Linked DNA regions of Homo sapiens: region 1 is linked to region 2. Evidence: chromatin contacts called from ENCODE Hi-C or POLR2A ChIA-PET data. All regions are on one chromosome and are shown on one strand. Each heading gives the region's core, a stretch centred on a gene start or an enhancer-like site at or near the end of the contact. The rest is flanking DNA. Distances are from core to core; before and after follow the strand shown.

Region 1 (3,992 bases), core at 1,264-3,763, 97 kb after region 2:
ATTTTTAAATGGCTATTCTAAGTATTTCAAAATGAAGTGTTAAATTAATTTTCCTTCAGCCAAAGAAAAGCTAGAAAAGTCAGCTTTTAAGTTTCAAAGTATGTAGAGGTATGTTTCCTGTGTTTGGCATCTTGGTCATGCAAGAGGTTCAGTGCAGACTGTATAGGGTATAGTTATAAGAAGTACCTCACTCGCAAGTCTCAGTTGCTTAGCATGAAATTCATAGGTAAAAGTGGTAACAAGTAGTAAAATTGTAAATGTAATTTGAGAAAGCTATGGTAAATAGTTGTCTTTTTTTCCTAAACTATTCTTTTTTCTTCTTCTTCTTCTTCAAGATGGAGTCTTGCTCTGTTGCCCAGGCTGGAGTGTAGTGGCACGATCTCAGCTCACTGCAACCTCCACCTCCCAGGTTCAAGTGATTCTCCTGCCTCAGCCTCTCGAGTAGCTGGGATTACAGGCATGTGCCACCACGCCCGGCTAAGTTTTGTATTCTTAGTAGAGACGGGGTTTTACCACATTGGCCAGGCTGTTCTCGAACCCTTGACCTCATGTGGCCAGGCTGTTCTCGAACTCTTGACCTCGTGATCCACCCGCCTCAGCCTCCCAAAGTGCTGGGATTACAGCCATGAGCCACCACGCCTGGCCCTTTCCTAAACTATTCTTATCTCGATTTTTATCAGCCCTCATTTTGATAAAGCAGTTTTATATTGCTTTTATGTGAATTATCTCCTATGTTTTACAGAGAATTCCAGTGGATTCTCATGGTTCCAGTGAGTGCATGGGGTAGGGCTGATGGGGTTGCTGGCAGAAGAGCTATTACAAGATCCTACTCTTCTGATGTAGGGCCATTTGGGCCTCTTTTGCATATCGGGCTTCTTAGTAATCTTAAGAAAGGAGTTCATGTTTCAGGAAATTCTTTTGAAAAATCACTGCATTTTTTCATTTCATTCTCTCCAGAAATCTTTGAGGAGATATTGTTGTTCCTATTGTGCAGGTGAGGAATTGAGGCTTAAACAGATTGAGTTTCCAGAGAGTACCTAACTCAAAATTTGCTGAGTACCAGCTCTAATTCTGATCTTCTGACTCTACCATTTGTGTTCTTACCACTAAATACTGCTAGTTCCTTTTTCCAAATTTGAAATACCAGTAAATTTGAGAATGATCTTTTTTAAAAAAATAGGCTTAGGCTGTAGAGAGTACTATGTTTGTAACTCTCCTACTTATGTAAATTTAGCATCTGTATATGTATGAATCATGTATATATATATATATACACACACACACATATGTATGTATGTATTTTATATACATACATATTTCAAAGTACAAAAAGGTAGACTGAAGCTATTCACAGAAGATAACTTTGGTCATGCTTATATTCTTGGCCTGTTATGGATGTAACATAACAGTATGTTTCTGTATATTTTGTGTTCTGCTAGATAGACTTTAGGTTAGAACAGCCATTGACTTTGTGTGTCCTTAAGGAAGTAACTGTGTCTCTCTGAATCTTGAATGACCACGGGCACACTGGAAATGAAAGTATTTGCCAGTTTCCACATGAAAAGTGAGTAAAGCAGGATTTTGCTTGCTGTCTCTTCTTAGGCTCAGGGTTAGAGCAACTGTAAAATAATTAATAATCCTCTCATAGAAAAATTTGCTGGACTTTAATGATGCTTAAGTAATCTAGGACTCAACCTGAGATACTATGATACCAAGGTAGTGGCTATCTATGCATTCACAGAGGAATTGTGTCTAGCCCTAGGGTATCCTGGGGCTAGACAGCTTTAGAATTTTGTTTAGATTGGAGGTTGAGAGCTAGAAGATAAAGGTTTACAAATTAGAACAGCAACATTTTTTAATCCACCTCCCAATTATACACAAATCATGAGTATGCATCATAAGTAAATGATGCATGCCAAGCAGTTCATGAAAAGAGGTGTACCCACTATTCTTACTCCAAAATGATCAAGTTTAGCCATTGTGATAAACAGTATGGGCACCATTCGTGTTTTTGCTTTTGAGTTTTTGTTTGTCAAGCCACAGCTAATTATACAAGCAGACTAGCAGGATTTGAGATGCAAAGTGTTAAAACTAATAGTGTATGTCAAATCCTTTATTAAAAAGTACATGATAAAGAAAGATCATGTCACACCATAAATAGTAATTGTACAATACAAAAGGTGTGTGTGTCTCCAGGGTACGTGGAGAGCCAGTTCATTGAGGTTCGACTGACTTTCCTCGCCTCACGTTTCCTGCTGGCTTCTAGAAGCAGTCATGTGGATCAGAGGCCAAGAGATAATTAAGTGGAAATAAGAACTCTATATCCGGCCTCTTTGGAAAGAGGTAGCAAATCCTCCTAATCAATTCTGATTCCTGCCGGCTTTGTTGCCTAAGGTCAGCTTAACAGTCATTAGAAGAGGTCACGGCAGGCTCTGTGATCTCTATCATCTAAGGTTAAATAATACGTCATTAAAAGGGTCAATCAGAAAAGAGCAGATTCTTTCCCTGTGATTCACATATTTTGCAGAAGCTTCTGGCTTGGAATTTCTATCGCAAGTTTCAAATCTCACAGCAGAAATGTTTACACATTGCAGTTTGGCTGAATTCAGAGGAAGCTTTCCTGGATCTCTGATGAGAATGAGAATTGTGGTCATGGGAAGCATATGGCCATGACATTCATCCCTTACTCAAGATAAGCTGAGGAGCAAGGTCAACACATTGCATCAGACCTCAAATGAAGACTGGAACATATCACCCTAACCGCATGGGACTAGGATGGGGTGAGCACTGGGGCAGGAGCAGTGGTGTGTGATGGAGGGGTGGAGGAATCTTTCTCCACTCCAAGATGGGATCAGAAATGTAGGAGGAAGCCAAAAAGAGCAAGCTCACCACTCTTGGCATATTTTTTCCACCTTGACATTGATAGCTAGACCTCACTCCTGGTTGGGAAATTTTCTAAGCTACCAAGAATAGGAAAAAAATCAACCATAACTAAAGCCCTTTGAGATATTCTTCCTTGTCTTCATGAACAGGACAATATTAAAACATTACAGAAAGTCTGGAAAACAAAGGGAAAAAAAAGCTGATAGCCCTGCCCTTCAAATATACAACTCATTGCATTTTTAGTAATGCCCCCTTTCAGTTTTTAATCTATTTGCATATATAATATATTAGCTAGCTAAAATTGGAACATAAACAATATATATCTTGCTTATTCATCTTACAACTTAATACAGAAATTTTCTGTTACTTTATTACTTTTTATAATTATTTTTAACAACTGCTTAATATTTCTCAGATAGAGTTTTAAGTATTATTACCCTACAAATAGGTGAAAGTAATGATGAATAGCATTTAGTATAGCCAGTCCTGGATAGACACAGAAAGAAAATGATACATTTTTGTTTTTCTCCTCCTTCAAATTCTGCCAAATGCCACTCATCAGCAATATAATAGTGAAATAAAGTCCATATTCAGGTATTTGATTTGGAGTTGCTGGAGATTTTTGGTAGATTTAATTCTTCACATGATTAACCCACTGTTATTAGCAAGGCTTGGACCCTTTGACCACAAAAAAACTTTTTAGAAGTACAGTAGCTGGGGGATGATTGGATGGGTGAGTGGATGGATGGATGGGAGGCAGAGCAAAAGGGAGAGAATGAATTTGTCATTGATCAAAGCACTGTGCATGGCTTAGGAGAACCGTGGACCAAGCAGGCCCGTATAGATGATCCACCCTGTCTGATGGTGATTACCAGCATCTGACAGATCAAGAGGATGTGGGAATGAGGGTTTGAATGAATGCAGATATTCATCGCTTGAGCCCAGGAGTTCCAGACCAGCCTGGGCAACATTAGTAAGACTGTGTCTCTACAAAAATAAAGTAAATTAGCTGGGCAAGGTGGCACATGCCTATAGTCCCAGCTACTTGGGAGGCTGAGGCAAAAGGATCACTTGAGCCCATGAGTTCAAGGCTGTAGTGAGCTATGATT
Region 2 (4,499 bases), core at 1,779-4,278:
AGATAGGAGAGAAAACATGAGAGGAGAAATCAGCTTCTGCAGAGATTACCTTAGAGATTGAGCAAGGCAGTGTAATGTAATGAAAACATGCACCAGAGCAGGGGCCTCTAGCCCCAGGGGCAGGCTTGCAATTAGAACTGGGCTAAAAGAAAGAAAATTGTGGGAGGGTCCAAATGAGTAATATGGGAAACATGCTTTTTGTTTAACTGTGATACCTTTGGTATCACAGTTTTGTGATTGATGTGACTTAGGCTGTTTGCCTCTTTCATTCCAAGATGACACACCTCTGTGGGGTTACTTTGTGTTCATTCTGGACCTGGATCATTTTCAGGGGGTCCATGCTAGAATGTACTGCAATGTGGGAACATTGGCCTACAGATCTAGTTAGGTCCTCTCCCACCGCCATGCGCTTAGTCACTTCACCTGCTGCCTTCCAAAACAAATGGGCTGTGTGTGTCTCCTTCCCTTAACAAAGTATTCTATAATCATATTTTCTAGCTTAAAACAAAATTAGTCTTTTAGATGTAAAACACATCTAAAGCACTTTTATTAATGGATCGCTTTCCTTCAGGGATTACAGTGCTTAGTATGAGGTGCTGACTCATCTATTTTCATGCCATATAGGGAAGGAAAGTGTTAACTATTTTCGAATGTAGAGAATACTTTTGTTGGGAGTCTCTAAACCTTAAACCCAGGACCTGTTTGACAAAACTGTCATCCTCCCAACCCCTTGAAAAGATAATGCCCTAAATCTATCAGTTTTTTCCCCCCAGTATGCGAAAGTGGCTGTTTTCTGGTGTTAGTTGTTCCTATGTGTGGCTTGGAGCCATGGCCACTTGGCTTCCTAGATTGTGTCCCATGAATTCAAGCATAAGGAGCTCCCAGTCTGCTGCACCTGGCCTCCCTTGTCCTTCACATCCCTGCAGCATACTGTAGCAAACTTTCAAGTTAGCTTTTTATTGCATTCCACCCCCTGCCAGGGAGCAAACTTAAACTCATGCAACTCAAAATGACCATGCTGGGTCTGTTCTAAGTTTGAATTTGGACCTTGATCCAGCCTTCACATACTTTCTCTTATGAATTCCTCTTAATGCTAGTTAATAAAAATATAATGGCTTTCATGTCCCTTCTCATAATAACATTGCCAGCTTTGGGGGTTCTTTGAAAACTTTGCTTGAGAAGTCCATGGCCAAAAAAAAACAAAGATATTTGGCTTTAAAATATGGTCTTTGCTTACCAAACTCCTCTCTCTGAGGAAGGGAGAGAAAGAGTTGAAGGTTTCTGGGAAAGGGGCATAGAAGCAACTCTTAACTCTGGCCATGTGGATCTGCAGACAAAATTAGGGCAAATGTAGTGCTACAGATCCCATCCCCGGGCCTCACATTGTGGCCAGCCATATGGAGTCAGATTTGGAGACTTTTTGGAGATGGGGAAGCCACTGGACTCTTAGGCATCTGGTGTAAAGAGAGACTTTTTCTTTGCTACTTTTTTTTTTTTTTTTTGAGATGGAGTCTTGCTCTTTTGCCCAGGCTGCAGGGCACTGGCGTGATCTTGGCTTACTGCAGCCTCCGCCTCCCAGGTTCAATAGATTCTCCTGCCTCAGCCTCCTGAGTAGCTGGGATTACAGGCACCTGCTACCATGCCTGACTAGTTTTTGTATTTTTAGTAGAGACAGGGTTTGACCATATTGGCCAGGTTGGTCTTGGACTCCTGACAAGTGATCCGCCCGCCTCAGACTCCCGAAGTGCTAGGGTTACAGGTGTGAACCACCATGCCTAACTATCGTTGCTACTTTCTATTGGAAGAGAAGGCAGCCCTGATTTAGTCTGTTTACAGTCTGCATTATGTGGAGAATAGAGAGCCATCATAGTCCCTAAAACTTTCCTTGCCAGTTAACCCAGCAGGACAACCTGTCTTTGTCTCTTGACAACTGTTAACTGAGAACAGGGCCCTTGCTCCTCTAGGTGTGCACATTAAGGACTTTGCACAGTGTGGATGTAGCTCATGCTGCTCTGCCGTCTAGTACATGCTGCTTGAATTTTCATCATCATCCTCCACTCCTTCCACCTCCAAGAAAAAAAAAAGCGTGCAGGAAGTAGCATTTCAGATCCTTCTCCACCACCTCTGCTTCCCTTCTCCCTTCTTTTCCTCCTTGCAGCATTCCCTTTAGTACCAGGGAGGGATGGTGGTTGAAAATGGGGGGAATGATGTTGCTCAGAAAAAAAAAAAATCAGCCTAGACCTTAAGAGGTGAGGGGAAAGGAAAGAACACTTCAAGCATAGCCCAGCCCAGGCATGTCAGCTCCCACCCCAGCCTCCTTGTACCTCCCATCTCTGAAGGAGGGTGATGAATTCGGTTTCCACCAACATTAAACTGATAAATGAAATTTGTATGTTAAAACAATGATAATTTAATTGTATTTTATTTCCTTCTTTCCCATCCACACTTGGATCTCACCCCCCTCCCCATTACCCACCCTTCAGCTTTGGGGAGGGGGTGGTGGAGGCTGTGCAGGGGAGGGGGTGGTGGAGGCTGTGCAGAGGCGGGGGCATTGCAAGCTGTCGGTTTGCATTGTGCGGACGGGGAAAGGTCTCTACCTGGCTCATTTTGTCCCCTTTGCTTAGGCTGTCACTGCTGACAGTCCTCATGTTTATTTCATCTCGCGTGGTGGCTGTCTCGTTTCCCTACCCTCCGATGTCATTAACGCACAGAGAGCGGGCCCTGCAGTGTTGAGCCTAATGAATTCCGCTGTGGCTGCTCTGCTCCCCACCTCGTTACCAAAGCTCAAGGTGTCAAATTAAACCCAGCCTAGAGAGAAAGAGAAAGTGCAGGAGAGAAGCAAGAGCAGGGGAAGAGGGAGGTGCAGAGAACACATAAACAACCCTCCAAAAAGAAGAACAGTTGAAGGTGGGGGGAGAAGAAAGGAGGGGAATGAGACAGAGAGGAGCCCACAAATGGGTGACTTTCCTCCTGCGACCAAATCCACTTTAAGCATGGTGACATCCATGACTCACAGCAGGACCTAATGACCTATTCTTCCCCGGGTGGGGTTTGTACCTTGGCCTTGGCTGCGGTTTGTTGCTTTTTCCTCGTTGTCTGGTTGATTTATTTTCATGGTTTATGCAGATTGGGCACCTCGCAAAGCAGACAGAGCAAGTAAGAGGAGTCAGAGCTTATGGAGGGAGGGTGTGTGTGTGTGTGTGTGTGTGTGTGTGTGTGTGTGTGTAAGGAAAAGTAGAAGCCAAATGTGAGCTCTTGGTTTGGTGGCTCTGATCAGCTGTGGAAATCTATGTTTCAAAATGGTAGAAAGAGGAAATCATCACTTTTTTTTTTTTGGAGAGGGAGTCTCTGTCACCAGGCTGGAGTGCAGTGGCACAATCTCAGCTCACTGCAATCTCCGTCTCCCAGGTTCAAGCCAGTCTTCTGCCTCAGCCTCCCAAGTAGCTGAGATTACAAGCATGTACCACCACACCCAGCTAATTTTTGTATTTTTAGTAGAGACGGGATTTCACCATGTTGGCCAGGACGGTCTCTATCTCCTGACCTCGTATAAATTTAAATAACCCCTGTGGGGGTACTCTAGCAGATTTTCCTCCCCTCACTCCACCCCAATTTGGAAAATAGTGATTCATTTCATCTCTTTTCTATATAACCTTGTGTCATTTACAAAGCATTTTCCTTTATATTATTGGCATTTTATATTTGGGGCATTTTGTTGGAGATGACCATTAATAGATTCTTCCCATTCTACAGATGGGAAAAATGAGGGATAGAGATGTTAACTTACTTGCTCAAGGTAATAGAACTAGAAGGTGAGAGAAGAGGGTTACATTTCAGATCCTCCCTTTCCAGAATTCAGTGTTTTTCCCTTATACCACTAAACTTCCTAGATTTTTGTCAAGAGGTGGGAGGAAGTTAAAAGATAAATAAGCTTGTGAATTTTAAAACTTGAAAATTTATATACAGCAAAATAGTTAGACCTAAAATATACAGTTTGAAGTGTTTTGACAAGTAAATATACTCATGTAACCAACACCCCTTTATCACCCTGGAAAGTTTCTTTCAGCCCCTTTTACTTCTCTTACCACCCGCACCCCCACCGCCATAGTTTATTTTTGCCTGTTTAAACTTTTTTTTTTTTTTCGGACAGAGTCTCACTCTGTCGCTCAGGCTGGAGGGCAGTGGTGCGACCTTGGCTTGCTTCAATCTCTACCTCCCGGGTTCAAGTAGTTCTGCCTCAGCCTCCTGAGTAGCTGAGATTACAGGTGTGCGCCACCACACCCGGCTAATTTTTGCATTTTTTGTAGAGATGGAGTTTTGCCATGTTGGCCAGGGTGGTCTTGAACTCCTGACCTCAAGTGATCTGCCCGCCTCAGCCTCCCAAAGTGCTGGCATTAGAGGCGTGACCCACCACACCCAGCCTTGTTTAAACTTTGTTAGTAGAATTACACAACATGTGTACTTTTGTACCCGGCTTTTACTTATCACACTGTTTCTTG

The links. A loop is a pair of places that touch in the nucleus more often than their neighbours do. ChIA-PET counts read pairs that join two places held with the same protein, here RNA polymerase II (POLR2A). Pooled maps may share reads with other maps.
Region 1: a loop to region 2 is called in a map of PC-9, with 2.0 times the contacts of the local background. The contact joins two enhancer-like sites. A Hi-C loop is called at or near these places in 1 of 168 maps with a recorded cell type or tissue (PC-9) and 2 of 50 pooled maps. POLR2A ChIA-PET finds 5 or more read pairs at or near these places in 5 of 52 experiments (A673, CD8-positive, alpha-beta T cell, WTC11 and 2 more).

The regions. Positions count from the first base shown.
Region 1 is chr1:164,746,063-164,750,054 of GRCh38, forward strand. All of the region lies in intron 2 of PBX1 (PBX homeobox 1), which reads left to right. Among named protein-coding and RNA genes, the nearest start is that of PBX1-AS1, 27 kb to the right of the region's middle. RefSeq lists enhancers at 1,867-3,066, 2,199-2,718. Within about 2 kb of position 2,514, at least 10 of the 41 ENCODE cell types and tissues checked have a DNase peak (open chromatin) inside an H3K27ac peak, as active enhancers do; they include PC-9, where a contact is called at or near this core.
Region 2 is chr1:164,648,745-164,653,243 of GRCh38, forward strand. All of the region lies in intron 2 of PBX1 (PBX homeobox 1), which reads left to right. Among named protein-coding and RNA genes, the nearest start is that of PBX1, 92 kb to the left of the region's middle. RefSeq lists an enhancer at 2,057-3,183. Within about 2 kb of position 3,029, at least 9 of the 41 ENCODE cell types and tissues checked have a DNase peak (open chromatin) inside an H3K27ac peak, as active enhancers do; they include PC-9, where a contact is called at or near this core.